Linked DNA regions of Homo sapiens: region 1 is linked to region 2. Evidence: chromatin loops called from intact Hi-C (ENCODE). Cell type or tissue: endothelial cell of umbilical vein. All regions are shown on one strand. Links, peaks and the distances in the headings refer to the core of each region. The heading gives the core; the rest is flanking DNA. Region 1 overlaps PTPRJ (protein tyrosine phosphatase receptor type J). Region 2 holds the start of OR4S1 (olfactory receptor family 4 subfamily S member 1).

Evidence for each region. A loop is a pair of places that touch in the nucleus more often than their neighbours do. Peaks named below come from ENCODE experiments on the same cell type or tissue, not always from the same donor. Only the 100,000 strongest peaks of a DNase experiment are listed, where the experiment ranks them.
Region 1: it touches region 2 in a loop (17-fold over the local background); 3 of 110 quality-filtered maps call a loop at or near these places.

The regions. Positions count from the first base shown.
Region 1 is chr11:48,113,322-48,121,666 of GRCh38, reverse strand. PTPRJ (protein tyrosine phosphatase receptor type J) reads right to left here. Exons shown (of 25, transcript NM_002843.4): 4 at 401-664. Among named protein-coding and RNA genes, the nearest start is that of MIR3161, 21 kb to the right of the region's middle. In endothelial cell of umbilical vein, for the core only: a CTCF peak has its summit at 4,632; no DNase peak of the experiment used is centred there.
Region 2 is chr11:48,304,472-48,312,816 of GRCh38, reverse strand. OR4S1 (olfactory receptor family 4 subfamily S member 1) reads right to left here and starts at 6,594. Exons shown (of 1, transcript NM_001004725.1): 1 at 5,665-6,594. The coding sequence starts at 6,594. The coding sequence ends at 5,665. In endothelial cell of umbilical vein, for the core only: a CTCF peak has its summit at 4,853 (motif pointing left); a DNase peak (open chromatin) is centred at 4,846.

The DNA of each region.
Region 1 (8,345 bases), core at 250-8,249, 190 kb after region 2:
AAAATACACCAAACTTTCCTGCCCAACAGAAACTCCTGGGAATATAAACACAGCATCAATTTCCTGGGAGCTTAAAAGGCTGGTAATTACCATGAAGACACGCGTTTTTAAGGAAGTCTCTACTCCTGAGTCTTAACAGAAAGGTAGGTGTTAACCAACAATAACAAAAGATTTTAAAAACCAAACAGAAGTAGTTAGAACTTCCCAAAACACATAGGGCCTTAATACTGAATGATGTGGCCACCAGAAATCCCAGGCTTGAAACAACATAGCACCTTTTCTCCTCTTCTAGTTTATGAAAACCATTCTCTTTCCAACAGGCAACTTGAACGGACAAGGCCCTAGAATACACCATAATAAGAAATGGTTTGTCATCATCCCTGGGAGCCAGTCATCTTACCTGTGATGACTTTTATGACTCTGGGATCTCCCCAAGTCTCATTGCCTATTCCTGGAGTGATGGAGAATACATATGAAGTCGCTGGACGTAAGCCTGTGATGTTACACCATGGTTGATGCACAACAGTAATTGTCTTCTCATTTTCCATCTTATGCTTTACTACATACTTGTACTCAGAAGCAGCTGTGTCATTACTTTTCCAAGTTAAGATCACATTGGTTGGACTGATGGAAACAGCTTTAATGTCAAACACAGGACTGGGCCCTATATTGTTAAAAAAAAAAAAAAAATTATTGCACTTCAAAAAGAAATGTAAGAGTGAGGTCTGCTCTATATGTCTAGTTTCCAGAAGTGACTTTCCAATCACAGAGTTTTATCTCTCTTTGCCTCCTAGACTTCCCTGCACCAGAATTTATTTAAATCCATATGCATACATGTATGTGTGTATGTTAGTAAAACAGAAGCCTTTGGAACAGAAGCAAAACTGACAGAAGTTGACCATGCTGGCTGTGACTTAAAAATGGGGTTAAGTCTGTATAGAAGCTGATACAAAAAGAGACCAAACTTTAGGAGGTCAAGGCGGGTGGATCACCTGAGGTCAGGAGTTCAAGACCACCCTGGCCAACATGGTGAAACCCCACCTCTACTAAAAAAACAAAAAAAACAAAAAAAAATTAGCTGGGTGTGGTGGCAGTCACCTGTAATCCTAGCTACTCGGGAGGCTGAGGCAGTAGAATCACTTGAACCCGGGAGGTGGAGGTTGCAGTGAGCCAAGATCGCGCCACTGCACTCCAGCCTGGGCGACAAGACCGAGACTCCATCTCAAAATAAAAAAGAGAGATCAAAGATGCAAAATGAGTCCCTCTCCCCATTCTCAGAAAACGCTGCATGACGCAGAAGCACATGATAACTTTTTTGCCAAACCCTGACATCTAGAAGGAAGCTCAGTGGTTTTCTGACATAAAGATAGCAGGGACAGAGCAGCGTAAAGAGAAAAGGACTGGTCTTGGAACCCAGATCTGGGATTAAAGACCTGCTCCATCCATTAGCTGTGTGACCTAGAATTAGTCCCTTCAAACCTCTCAGTCTCAAGTTTCTCTGTTGATAGCTCTAGTACACCACACTAAACACGAAGAATTATTATTGAACCACCATGATATGATAAACAAGGGACAAGATTTGGACATTAGAAATCTGGTTTCAGGGTCCAATTCTGCTAGTTGCTCACCATGCAATTTTACTCAAAGTCATCTCACCTCTCTGAACCTTAGTTTCATCATCTTAGATGTACAAGATCGTAAACCAGTGGAAGCCATCAGGGTTACTAACTGTAAAACTACCAAATGGATGCATCCTAATTGAGCTGAAGACTGAGGAGTAACAACCAGAAACCGAAGAGTAAAACCCAGGTGATACGGCAGTCATTCTCAAGGAGCTTGGGACTAATCCCAAAAGAGTAAAGATGGTGTAAGTGTTACCATCTTGCTATGTGCATGGACAGTGTGCCTCATCTGGCTCATGGGATATACAAACATTCATCCAATCAATAAAAAAACTGCAGGAAGCCAGGCACACTGGCTCATGCCTGTAATCCCAGCACTTTGGGAGGCTGAGGCAGGCAGATCAGATCACTTGAGGTCAGGAGTTCGACACCAGCCTGGCCAACATGGTGAAACCCCGTCTCTACCAAAAATACAAAAATTAATTGGGCATGGTGGCAGCCACCTGTGATCCCAGCTACTCGGGAAGCTGAGGCAGGAGAATCACTTGAACCCAGGAGGCAGAGTTTGCAGTGAACCAAGATCACACCACTGCACTCCAGCCTGGGCAACAGAGCAAGACTCTGTCTCAAAAGAAAAAATAAATAAATAAGGCAGGAGAATAAACAAGAGAAAGGAAAATGGAACAAGCAGGGAAGCATCTTGTGCCCCACAATTCAATAAACGTCATGCCAGAAGGCCCCTCCAAGCTTGAATTTCCTCTTTATAAAGTGACAAGTTCACAGAGTCAGAGTGGCATATTTGGAAGATGACCACTGTGCTTCCATTTACAATCAATAACAATGATGGTGACGAGGATGATGAAACAACATCAGTTACAGTGGTGCAGGTAGCAAGAACAGCAGCACTCCTTTTGAGAGGCCGTCCATGTCCCAGATGCTGTACAAGTATGTTCTCATTTATGCCTCACAACAACTTCATGAGAAAGGTATGGCACCATTATTTCTTTTTTTTTTTTTTTTTTTTTTGAGACGAAGTCTTGCTCGTCACCCAGACTGGAGTGTAGTGGCGTGATCTTGGCTCACTGCAACCTCTGCCTCCCGGGTTCAGGCGATTCTCCTGCCTCAGCCTCCCAAGTAGCTGGGATTAAAGGCACACACCATCATGCCCAGCTAATGTCACCATTTTAAAGAAGGAGAAATGTGTTAAGAACTAAATTTTGTTGATTCATACAGGGATTCTGGGAAGGTTTTGGAAAAGCAAGTTCTTAAGTTCAGAAAAGAAAGCACAGTTAACAATATTTTTTGGTCAAATGTTTTTTCTGCATCTACTGAAATGATTGTATGGTTTCTGTCCTCCATTCTGTTAATATGGTGTAGCACATTTATTGTTTTGCACAGGTTGAACCCTTTTTGTATTTCTAGGAAGAATCCCAGTTGATCATGGTGAATGATCTCTTTAATATGCTGTTAAATTAGGTTTGCTAGTATTTGGTTAAAGATTTTTGCATCTTGGCCTATAGTGTTTTGGGTTGTATCCTTGTCTGGTTTTCGTATCAAGGTAATACTGCTCTTGTTAAATGAGTTTGGAAGTATTCTCTCCTCCTCAATTTTTGGAAGCAATTGAGAAGAACTGTCATTAGATCTTCTTTAAAGGTTTGGCAGAGGACTGGGTGGCTCACACCTGTAATCTCAGCACTTCGGGAGGCCAAGGTGGTGGGGGTCACTTGAGGCTGGGAGTTCAAGAGCAGCCTGGGCAACACAGTGAGACCCCATCTCTACAAAAAAATTTTAAAAGTTAGCTGGATGTAGTGGTGCACACCAATAGCCACAGCTACTTGAGAGGCTAAGGCAGAAGGATCATTTCAGCCCAGGAGTTCAACTTACAGTGATCTATGATCACACCACTGTACTCCAGCCTGGGTGACAGAGGGAGTCACTGTCTCTTAGAATAACAACAGTAATAAATAGAAATGGGAGATGGTCTATTACTGATTCAATCTCCTAACTCATTATTGGATTATTCAGATTTTCTATTTCTTCATAATTCAATCATAGTAAATGGTATATGGCAAGGAATTTATCCATTTCTTCTAGGTTATCCAATTTGTTGGCATATAATTGTTCATAATTGTTCCTTTGTATTTCTGTGGTATCAGTTTATAATGTCTCATTTCTGATTTTCTTATTTGAGTAGCGTCTCTTTTTTCTTAGTCTAGCTAAAGCTTTGTCAATGTTCTTTGTTTTCAAAAAAACAACTTAGTTTATTGATCTTTTCTATTGTTTTTCTAGTGCCTATTTCATTTATTTCAGCTTTGACCTTTATTATTTTGTTCCTTTTACTAATTTGAAGATTAGTTTGTTCTTATTTTTCTAGTTCCTTAACGTGCTACATTAGGTTATTTACTTGAGGGTTTTGTTTTGTTTTTTTCAGACAGGCTCTCAAAACCCAGGCTGGAGGTATGAGCTTGCTTTTTTTTTTTTTTTTTTTTTTTTTTTTTTTTTTTGAGACAGAATCTTGCTCTGTTGCCCAGGCTGGAGTGCAGTGGTGCGATCTCGGCTCACTGCAATCTCTGCCCTCTGGGTTCAAGCAATTCTCCTGCCTCAGCCTTCCTAGTAGCTGGGATTACAGGTGTGTGTCACTACACCCAGCTAATTTTTGTATTTTTAGTAGAGACGGGGTTTCACCATGTTGGCCAGGCTGGTCTCGAACTCCTGACCTCAAGTGATCCGCCCATCTCGGCCTCCCAAAGTTCTGGGATTACAGGCACGAGCCACTGTGCCCAGGGAGCTTTCTTTTTTGATGTAGGAGTTTATTGCTGTCAACTTTCTTGGAAGGGCTGCTTTTGGTGTATCCCATAGGCTTTAGTATATTGTGTTTCCATTTTCATTTGCTTCAAGAAATTTTTAAATGTCCCTTTTAATTTCTTCACTGACCCATTGATTGTTCAGGGGCATTTGTGACAAAACAATTAACAATAGTTACTGTGGGAGATGGCAAGATCAGCATGACCCCTGCTGGGGACCTGCTGTAAGTGACCTGGGGACAGATCCTATACCAGGGGCTGTACAAGCATTTTCTAATTTATGTCTCACAGCAATTTCATGAAGGAGGTTATGGCACCATTTTAAAGAAGAAAAAGAAATATGTTAACAAAATTGCTTAAGAAGTGATGTTTGTCTCAAGATATTTTTTAGTTTCCCTTTTAATTTCATCATCAACCCATTAGTTATTCAGGAGCATGTTGTTTAATTTCCATATATCTGTGAATTTTCTTAAGTTCCTCCTGTTATTTATTTCTAGTTTGATGCCATCATCAGAAAAGATACTTGATATGATTTCACACTTCTTAAATCTGTTAACACTTGTTTTGTGGTCTAACATATGATCTACCTGGAGAATGTTCCAGGTGCAGTTGAAAAGTGTGTATTCTACAGCTGTTGGATGGAATGTTCTGTATATGTCTGATACATCCATTTGGTCTAAACTGTAGTTTAAGTCTGATGCTTCCTTATTGATTTCCTGTCTGGATCATTGTCCATTGCTGGAAGTAAGGTGGTGGAAGTCCTCTACTATGAATGCATTGCAGTCAATCTGTCCATTCAGATCCATTAATATTTGCTTTATATATTTAGGCATTCCAATGCTGGGTGCATATATATTTATAATTGTTAAGACCTCTTGATGAATTGATCCCTTTATCATTATAAAATGATGTTTGTTGTCTCCATTAAAAGTTTTGAACTTAAAGTCTATTTTATCTGACATAAGTATAGCTACTCCTGCCACTCTTTAGATTTCCATTAGCATGGAGTATCTTTTTCCATCCCTTCACTTTCAGTCTAGGCATGTCCTTGCAGGTGAGGTGAGTCTCTTGTAGACAGCATACTATTGAGATCGGTTTTTTTTTTTAACCCATTCACGCACTCTATGTCTTTTGATTGGAGAATTTAAACCCTTTACTTTCAAGGTTATTATTGATAGGTAAGAACTTACTACTGCCATTTGGTTGTTTTATAGACTCTTTGTTCCTTCCGTCCTCTCTTACTATCTTCCTTTGAGGTTAAGTGATATTCTCTAGTAGTATGTTTTGATTCCTTGCTTTTTATTTTTTGTGTATCTACTAAAGGTTCTTCTTTGTGGTTACCATGAGGCTTATAAAAAGAATCTTATAGTTATAACAGGTTATTTTATGCTGATGACAACTTTGATCACACACACAAATTGACCTCTACACTTCTAGTCCATTCCCCACTCATATTATGAATTGTTTATGTCACCATTTACATCTTTTTATATTGCATATCCCCCCTGCAAGTTATTGTAGTTATTATTTTTTAAGTATTATCTTTTAACTTTCATATTAAAGATATGTATGACCATTACAGTATTCATGTATTCTGAATTTGACTGTGTATTTATTTTACTAGTCTTATCCTTTCATATGTTTTCAATTAATCACTAGTGTCCTTTTCTTTCAGCTTAAAAACTCTCTTTAGCATTTCTTATAAGACATGTCTAGTGGTGATGAACTCCCTCAGCTTTTGTTTCTCTGGTAAAGTCTTTTATCTTGCCTTCATTTTTGATGGCCAGTTCTGCTGGGTATAGCAATCTTGGTTGGCAGGTTGTTTTCCCTCAGCATGGTGAATATATCATCCCACTCTCTCCTGGCCTGTAAGTTTCTGCTGAGAAGTCTGCTGCTAGCTGAAGTGGAGCTCCCTTACATGTTATTTGCTTCTTTTCTCTTTTTGCTTTCCAAATCCCCATTGTCTGTGATGTTTGACAGTGTGATTATGTTCTGGAGTAGTCTTGTTTGAATTGACTCTGATTGGAGTCATTTGTCCTTCCTGTACCTGGATATTTATATCTTTCTCCAGGTTTGGAGAGTTTTCTGCTACTATTTCTTTAAATAAGCTTTCTACCTCTTTATCTTTCTCTTCCCCTAGATGAACTCCAATTCAAATACCACGTCTTTTGATGCTGTTGCATAAATCCTATAGGCATTCTTCATTCCTTTTTATCCACTTTTTTATTTTTCCTCCTCTGTATATTTTCAAATAATCTGTCTTCAAGTTCAAGGATTATTTCTTCTACTTGATCAGTTCTACTCTTGGTGCTCTCTATTACATTTTTCATTTTGTTCAAAGTATTTTTTAGCTTCAGAATTTCTGTTTGCTTCTCTGTTAAATATCTCAATCTAGTCACTTATTGTTTTCCTCATTTCTTTGAATTCTTTATCTGTATTTTCTTAAAGTTTGCTAGGCTTCCTTAAAACATGTATTTTGAATTCTCTGTCAGACAGTTCATACATCTCCCATCTCTTTATGGTCAACCACTTGCACTTTATTTTGTTTCTCTGGTAATATCACGTTTCCCTGATTATTCTTGATCCTTGTGACTCTGTGTTGATGTCTGTATATTTGAAGAAGTAGGTTCTTATTCCAATCATTGTAGATTGGCTTCCTCTGGAAATGCCCTTCAACAGTAAGCCTGTCCAGTGATTTCTGGGAAGACCATCTGGTATGGTCCCAACCTCTAAGCCCAAATTTTTGTAACAATAATTAACATAAGCTTGCTAGGAATTTTTCTTTTTTTTTTTTTTTTTTTTTTTTTTTTTGAGACAGAGTCTCACTCTGTCGGGAGTGCAGTGGCACCATCTCCACTCACTGCAACCTCTGCCTCCTGGGTTCAAGCAATTCTCCTGCCTCAGCCTCCCGAGTAGCTGGGATTACAGGCATGCATGACCACACCCGGCTAATTTTTGTATTTTTAACAGAGACGGGGTTTTGCCATGTTGGCCAGGCTGGCCTTGAACTCCTGACCTCAGGTGATCACCCACCTTAGCCTCCCAAAGTGCTGTGATTACAGGCATGAGCCACTGTGCCCAGCCCCTTAGGAATTTCTAAAAGTTTCTCATATTACCCTAGAAATAATTCAATGACTTATTTTAACTGTGTATGTGATTTTATCAATACTTCTAGAACTAACAAAACTATTGTATCACAATGTTTTTTATGAAAAATTATAAATAAATAATCTACCTTCCCAACAACAGGGGAGCAGTTAAATAATTTACAATGCTTTTAGACAAGTAATTCTTAAACACTGTGGTCTCAGGGCCCTTTTAACTTCTTAAAAATTATTAAGGCTCCCGGAGAATTTTTGTTTATATGGGTTATATTGATTAATATTTACCATACTGTATTAGAAATAAAAAAGATAAAGTTTTTTAAACAATATGAAAGCATACATTCCATTAGCTGTAAGAGTGACAGTGTCATCCCAAATCATATAGAATCTGCAAGACTCCACTGTACACTCATGATAAAATGAGAGTAAAGAAGCCAAATAACATGTTAGTAGTATTATGAAAACAATACCCAGAAATACCTTGAAAGAATCTAGGAGACCCCTAGAGATCTCTGAACCACAGTTTTAGAATCAATTATCTAACCCAGGTATCAGCAATGTTTTTCTGTAAGGGCCACAGAATAAATATTTCAGGCTTTACAAGCCACAAATTCTCCATTGCCACTACTCAATTCTAGCATGAAAGCAGCCATAGGCAGACTCAATAAAACTTTACTTACAAAAACAGAAAGTGATCTATATTTGGCCCAAGGACCATTATTATCTGCCAACCCTGATTTAGAAAATAGAATGCCAGGCAGGTATTAAAACTGTCCTGTAGAAATGTATATACTAACAGGGAAGAATATTTGTAA
Region 2 (8,345 bases), core at 41-8,040:
GGTTGCAGCAGTGCAGTCTTATTTCTGGGTTCTCTATTTTTCTCCATTGCAGACCATGTAATTTATAAGCAATAGAAGTTTTTTTGACTCATAGTTCTGGAGGCTGAGAAGTCCAAAAGCATAGTGCCAGCATCTGAAGACATGATGACATGTCTTCAGACATGTCAGACATGAAGACGTGACAGAATGCATTACATGGTGAGGAAGGATGCAAGACGGAGAGAGGAAATTTGGCCAAATTCATCTTTCTTATCAGTAGCCCACTCCTGGAATAACTAACCCACTCCTGGGATAAGGACATTAATCCATTCTTAAATAGACCTAATCCCCCAATCACCTCTTACAGGCCCCACATTTTAGTACTGTTGCAATAGCAATTAAATTTCAATATGAGTTGTAGATGGGGATATTCAAACCATAACAATTTTCAACAGCTACCACCTGCTGCCTTTGGGCCACTGGAGTCCATTTTCCCCATATTAATGGACAAACAAAAGTACCTGGGACTTTCGCCCCACTCCAGCCCCAGAGAAGCCCTTAAATAACGTCTGAATGGTGTGGGCATATGAAAGCTACATCCTTAACTCAAATCAAAACAACTCTTGGCATCATTTACACTCCAGCATTTCCCTGCAAGATAAGGCTAAAGTGATCCTGTGCTGAAAATTACTTGAAACTGCATCCTTGTTTAGATTTCTCCACTACTCTGTCTTGCTTCCAGTATCCCCTTTCCAGTTTATCCTAAGAACATTTCTTTAATAAGTTACTTCCACAGAAATCTATGCCTTTAGATTTTCAAAAGACTTTTTGCCTAGTAACACCTAACCAAATCAAAGGTATCCCATTACTTGTATTTTATGAGATAACTCATATGCATCTTCTCATATGTGCTTCCTTTTCTGTAAATTGCCTATCATATCTTTTGCCTATTATTCTATTGATTTATTTGAATTAAAAAATAGATTTCTAAGAGTTTTGTGTATATTTGGACTAATCCTTTGTCAGTTACGTATCAGTTATAAGATTAACTTGTGGCTTATCTTTTCATTTTATTCTGTGCTAAACACTTTTATTTTCAATGTAGTTAGTTTTAAATTTTCCATTGTTAGTGCTTTTTGTGCTTGTTTAAAAAATATCTTTCTTTTTATGGAGCTGTCATAAATGGGATTAATCCTCCTTTAAAAAAGACTGTAGAGAGCACCCTCACCCCTACCACCATGTGAGGACACAGAAAGAAGACGGCCATCTATAAACCAGGAAGCAGGTCCCCAGCTCACCAGATATCAAAGCTGCCAGTGCTTGAATCTGGGACTTAATTTGGAGTCTCTAGAACTGTGAGAAGTAACTGTTTGTTGTTTGAGCCACCCAGTGTATAACATTTTTCTTATAGCAACCAAAGGGGACTAAGACATAGGGTATACTATGAGTACCCTCAAGATTGGCAAAACTGTTAAAGTGTTTTGACCATGCCATGTGTTGGCAAGAATGTACATCATCAGAATCTCTTATACATTGCTGTAGGGAGTGAATATTGGTACGACCACTTTCAAAAGCAAATTGACATTTTTTCGGTAAAGTTGAAACATTTGCATACCCTTCAACATAGCAATTCAATCCCTAGGTATATGCCCCAGGAAAACTTTTCCACACATACAAGAATGTTCATAACAGCACTCAGATAGCTGAGAAATATGGAAACAACCAAGGTATATTTTAAAAAGAATAGTAAAATAATTATGGCATATTCACCCAATGACATCTTGTGCAATAGTAAAAACGATGAAATACAATTACATTCAACAACAAGGATGAATTTTTGAAATACTATGTTAAGCGAAAAAAGCAAGTCAGAAGACTACAAATGTGTAACACTATTTTTATAAAATTAAAAATAAGAAAAATTAAACAACATATTGGTTAGGTGTATATACACATATGTTAAATCTATTTTCATAAAGTAAGGAAGTCATCAACCAAACGAGAATATTGGTTATCACTGTGAAGGCAAAGAAATAGAATAGAGAAGACACATATGACACAAGCTATTAGGATTGTTCTTAAGTTGATAACAAGTTCATAGATGATTATTAATTATGCTTTATAACATTAATATATAATTTTATTATGTATTACATATTACATATATTAAATAATACATACATTATTTGTATCAAATATGTTTAAGTAATAATATTTTCCAATCTTTTACGAAAGAAATCAGCCATGGGGCGCCTTCTCACCTCTAGCCTACCTTCCTTTTCTGCCTTCACTGTGGACACTTTCACCTTCCAAGAAGGAGAAGTTCATAGTCCCTTCCCAATACCATACCTACCACCACATTCTTTCTCTGCTCTCTCTCCAACCACAGCAGAATAAGTAAATTTATAATAACAATTACATCTTGTTTGTATTTATAACTAAGAAGTCCTCCCGGAAAACTCAGTACTGAAGGGTAAATGTACTGACAGAGTAGCTGAGTGACCAGTCAATGAGCTTCATCTACTAGTAACTTTCAGAATACCTGTAGTAGGAACATTAAAATGGAGTTGTCTCTTAGAGAGGAAGAGTAGTGAAAAACACAATTAAATCTTCTTAATTTGATATTTTTCCCTCTTGTGATAATTATGTCAAGTCCATAAATCTATGGGAACTGTATGCAATATTTTCTTTTTATAAAATCACCTAAAAATAATTCTAAGGAAATATGTGAATAAAATGAGAAAAAAATAAGATTGACCCAGATTTCATGTAGTCTATATTCCTGAACAAAATGGAATCATAGGATATCTGAGCTGAAGGTCCTTAGAGATTCGAACCAATCTCCTTAATTGTATACATCAGGAAATGGGAGCCCTGAGAACTTGGATGGAGGTGGGGATGGCTCTGCAACTGGAACCCTGTTTCCTGACTTTCCATCTAGTGTAATTTCCACTGTATCATACAGCAGTCTCTTCTCTTAATGCCAAGTTCTCATACCTTATGCAGCTCCTCCTGTAGTACTTATCCAGTCTTCTCACTTGTAGCTGAAACTCAGATGACTTTTTTCCCCTGAAGTACATGATCTACTTCCTCCAACCCAATTTCCCCCTCTTCCCTCAACCCAGCATGAAGCAGAAAGAAACATCTGCCATATCAAGCACACCTATGATTTCACACCTTAAAATGGCTCCTGAGTTGGTCAATCTTCTGTAAATAGAAGTCTAGGCAAAGAGTGGGATTCCTGAGTGATTGCTTTCCAGTCACCTCTGATCTGACAAATCCATGATGTAAGTGCTTCAATTTCCTCAAAGAAAAGAGTAGAGGCCAGGCATGGTGGTTCACGCCTGTAATACCACCATTTTGGGAGGCCGAGGCAGGCAGATCACTTGAGGTCAGGAGTTCAGAAACAGCCTGGCCAACATGGTGAAACCCCGTCTCTACTAAAAATACAAAAATTAGCAGGACGTTCGTGGCATGTGCTGCAGTCCCAGCTACTAGGGAGGCTGAGGCATGAGAATTACTTGAGCCTGGGAGGTGGAGGTTGCAGTGAGCTGAGATTGCGCCTTATATACCTGTCTTCATCTTCATGAATATATATATATACATACATGCATGCCTGAATATATATGTAAGACATACATACCACTATCACTCTACTTTAAAATACTGTATGAAAGCAGTAGTGAAAGAGCACTAAACTAGCAATCAGAAGTCTGTGTGTGGCCTATGTACATAGTTTAGCCTGTCTGTATCTCCACTTATCTTTTTTTCTTTTTTTTTGAGATGGAGTCTCACTCTGTCGCCCAGGCTAGAGTGCAGTGGCGCGATCTTGGCTCACTGCAAGCTCCACCTCCCGGGTTCACGCCATTCTCCTGCCTCAGCCTCCCGAGTAGCTGGGACTACAGGCGCCCGCCATCACGCCCGGCTAATTTTTGGTATTTTTAGTAGAGACGGGGTTTCACCGTGTTAGCCAGGATGGCCTCAGTCTCCTGACCTCGTGATCCGCCCGCCTTGGCTTCCCAAAGTGCTGGGATTACAGGCGTGAGCCACTGCGCCCGGCCACTTACCTTTAAACCTGAATAACCATTCATGCATGCTCCCACATTGTTCCAAGGAGTTTTATAAGGGGATTATTTATCCAACACAGATTAAGCTGGTGTATGAAAACTTCTGAGAATATTATGCTTTCAAGGTGTCAACTGCTATTTTATTGCTACTATTTTTTCATAATCAAGATCAACGTTTGCATTTGTGTTTGTTCAGCATCAGATGGTACTAATGAGTCTTCTTTACTACCACCACTCTCACCCAACTCTCATCACATTCCTGATGATTATATCTCATTCATGAAGTTGTTGAAAGGATCAAAAAAGTTAATACAATTAAAATATTTAGAAGAGTGTCTGCAGATTGGAAGAATTCAGTAAGGGTCAGCTTTTACCACACACTGAAATATAAACTCCATGAGAACAAAGAGTTTTGCCTGCTTTCTTTTGTGCTGTACTTCTAGCCCCAGGAATATCACCCAGCAAATGCTAAGTGTTCAATAAACATTTTTGGAGTAAATGAAATAATCAGATAGTTTGGTTACAAGGGCTTTGAGGGAAAGGATAGAGGGGTGAATAGGAAGAGAAAGGGGAATCGAAGATATTATGTTAAAACAGCTAGCAGCCACCATTGAACAACAGACTTTGATTTAGGTCTTTACAAAGTCTTATAGGTCCTCTCACAGCCTTCTGAAGCTGGTATTGTCAATATCTCCTTCTGTAAATGTGGAAATTGAGGCCCAATGAGGTTACATGACCCACGAATGTTTAAGAGATACCTAATCCGGCTCGTTTAATTGCATTCTGTACAAACTTGGCTCCCTCTAGCGGCAAAATGGAGCAAAGCAACAGGGGTTAAAGAGGGCAGCAGTCAGCTGTTCTGCTGGAGAGAGGAATCAGCACCACTGAAAGAAGTGCTGACAACTTGTTCTTCCTGGTTGTTCTCTTCATCATCCCAAGTCATCATCACCATCATTCCTGGTCTTTCAAAAGTTCTTGGTCATTCCTGCTTGGTGTCCATTTAGTCACACTTTATCAAGAGGTCCTGAGGAAAAGCTCTGAAAGCTGACTTAGGGACCTGTGTTCTAGTCCTCACCCTGCTCTGGAGTTAAAGTGTAACTTTTAGTAAATCCCTTGACCTCTCCACATTATTTATTTACTTATTTATTTATTTATCTGCCTGCTGAGAGCATGAAAGGGTAAGAGTAAAGTGGCTCTTTACTCTTAAAAGAAAAGAATGAATTCCATTGAGCACTGTGTTAGCCAACACAAAGGAATTATGTAGTGATTTTATTCATTTATCAATGAGATATCTGGACTTCCAAGACACTCCCTCATTCACAGGCCCTCACACGTTTCCTGAATGAGCTCTTAAATATCGCACTAAAAGCATCCTGGACTGTACTCTCCTTGAGGGAAAGATTATATCTTACTTTTATTTGTATTCTCACTCACTGTAAACATCCAATAAATATTTAATGAATAAAGGATTGAAAGAATATGTGGAATTATTATAACAACAAGAGCTAGGAGGATAATTGCCATTGCAAACATCAGACTGGAAATAAAAAGGCTGTGTTAGATGCTACAAGATGGAAAGTCTCCCAATTTCCTAGCTGGATTGAGATTCTCTGGAATGTCACTTCTCCCCTAAGCTCCTCTTGACCCTAAACAGCTTCCTCATGGCATTTTTCACATCGTTGTTCCTTAGTGTATAGATCAAAGGGTTCAGCAAAGGTGGCATCACAATGTTAAAGAGGATGATAAGTTTGTCAGCAGCCAGGGTGGTGGAGGGACGAATGTACATGAACATGGGGGGCATGAGAACCAAAAGGACAGTGATTACGTGTGAGCCACATGTGGAGACAGCCTTACGCCGGTCCTCAGATGACTGGCTTCTTAGGTTCAGTAAGATGATAACATAGGAAATGATAAGGATAAAAAAGGATGCTAAAGAAATCATACCGCTGTTGGCCACCACGATGAGACCTACCATGTAGGTGTCTGCACAGGCCAACTTGAGCAGGGGATGAACATCACAGAAGAAGTTGTCTATCTCATTGGGCCCACAAAAAGGCAGCTGAACCGTGAGGAGGGTCTGCAGGATGGAATGCAGGAAGCCAGCTAACCAGGAGGCCCCCGCTAGCAGGCCACACTTCCGGCAATCCATGATGGCTGTGTAGTGCAGGGGCCTACAGATGGCCACATAGCGGTCATAGGCCATGGCTGTAAGGAGGAAGATCTCAGTGCCACCAAAGAAGTGGGCAGAAAAGAGCTGGGTCATGCAGCCATTGAAGGAGATGATCTTATGCTCCACAAAAGTGTCAGCAATCATCTTGGGTATGGTAGTGGATGGATAACATATGTCAGCAAAAGACAACTGGCTCAGGAAGAAATACATGGGAGACTTCAGGGTCTTTCTAGCATTGATGGTGATGATGACCAGAAGGTTCCCCAGGACAGTGAGCACATGAAAGAGGAAGAATACCACAAAGCATGTATGCTGCATCTCTCTGCTCTCAAAAAGGCCAAATAAAACAAACTCAGTCACATTGTTCTTGGCACCCATGGATTATCTGCCCTGATGACCGACAAAGTGGCTGGCTGGCTCTGCAAAGACATAAATTATGAGACATAAGAAAGTTTTCTGAGATACCACCAAGATTATGGAGTAAGAAAGATACTAGCCTTCATCCCCATCACAAAAAATACATATATAATATATATAATATATTATTATATATATATATAAATTATATATTATATATAATAATATATATTATATATATATAATATATAATATATATTATAATATATATTATATATATAATATATAATTTATATTATATATAATAATATATATAAATCTATAATATATAAATATATATATCTTAAATATATAATATATAAATATGTATATCTTATATATATATCTCTAGAGCGAGAGAGAGACAGCTATCCACAAACCAAAATAGGTCTGCGAGGGTTCAAGGGCCCATTAAAGAATCTGCAGCAATACAGAGGAGCAAAAACATGGAGAATAGCCGCACACGAAGGATTTCTAGTGATATCTGCATACTTGAGATGCCAGGAGATGGTTAGGAACAAACAGGAAAGGTTGAGGCAATTAGTATCAGCCATGTGGTGGTAGTCATCAAGATCCCTGCTTTGCAGAGAACGCTAGCATTTATGCCACTGAGATAACCAAGAGCCATTCCCACCAGGAAACCCTAGAGAGGGAGACACAACTGTACTGCCTCCACCTGCAAGAAGCAGATGCTATTGAGCTACTTTGGAAAAGGAGCTGCCACCTCCCCAACACCATGCAAACCCCAAACTGCAGCTGCCCCTTGAGAGCTCACACTCAGACCCAGGGTCTGGGACTGCACTGCACCCACCCATGTATCAGACACTGGGCCATCACTAGAGCAAGCTCTGGGCCCTGGAGTCAAGGTCTCTCTGGGCATGCCCACACTTTGGGCACCAGTTCACCCTCCACAGAAAGTTAGTCCCTACCCCAACTCCAGAGCCATTGTAACTCTACATATATCTATGCTCCCATTCTTGGCTCCCTGGCTGCTTCAAAGCATTCACACCTCTAGCACTGTTACCTATGTGGTGGCAGGAGTGTCTTCACCCTAAGCACCAGTGTCATTATCATTCCAGATCCCAGAACCATAGTTCCTTCAGGTGTGCCCATGACCCAAGCCTCAGTTACATGGCTGCACAATAGGTGCCACCCAAAATACACCTGTGCCACCAACATCAAGAGGAAGCACACATACCAGAACCATGTCAAATGGTTCCCTAAGCCACAACTTCCCCAGTGGGAGAAAATTAAATAAGGAAGACCTTAGCAGCCACTACCAGCAACGAGCCTGAAAACCCTTGCTGTCACTGCAAACATCCAAGAATTTGGCCACTGAGGATCCCTCAAATCTGGGTCAACATTGACGTCAGCTAACAGGGCCACACAAAGACTATAAAGCCACATCCCACTGGTGCCAAAACCAATCCATCCCACCCACTCAGTCCATCCCATTATATGCTTGTGTCAGTCTGGGCCACAAGGATTGCAAAGCACCATCATGCCCCATAAGAGAAAATCTTTCCACACTGAAATTAGCCAATGAAATTTGCAAGAGATGACTACTCCACCAAATGTGCAGACATCAATAAGAGGGTAACAAGAAACAATGAAACACCAAGAAATCATACCACCAAAAGAACACAATAATTTCCAAGTTGCTGACCCCAAAGAAATGGAGGTATGTAAACAGGCTGAAAAATAATTCAACATAATTGCTTTTAAAGCTTCAT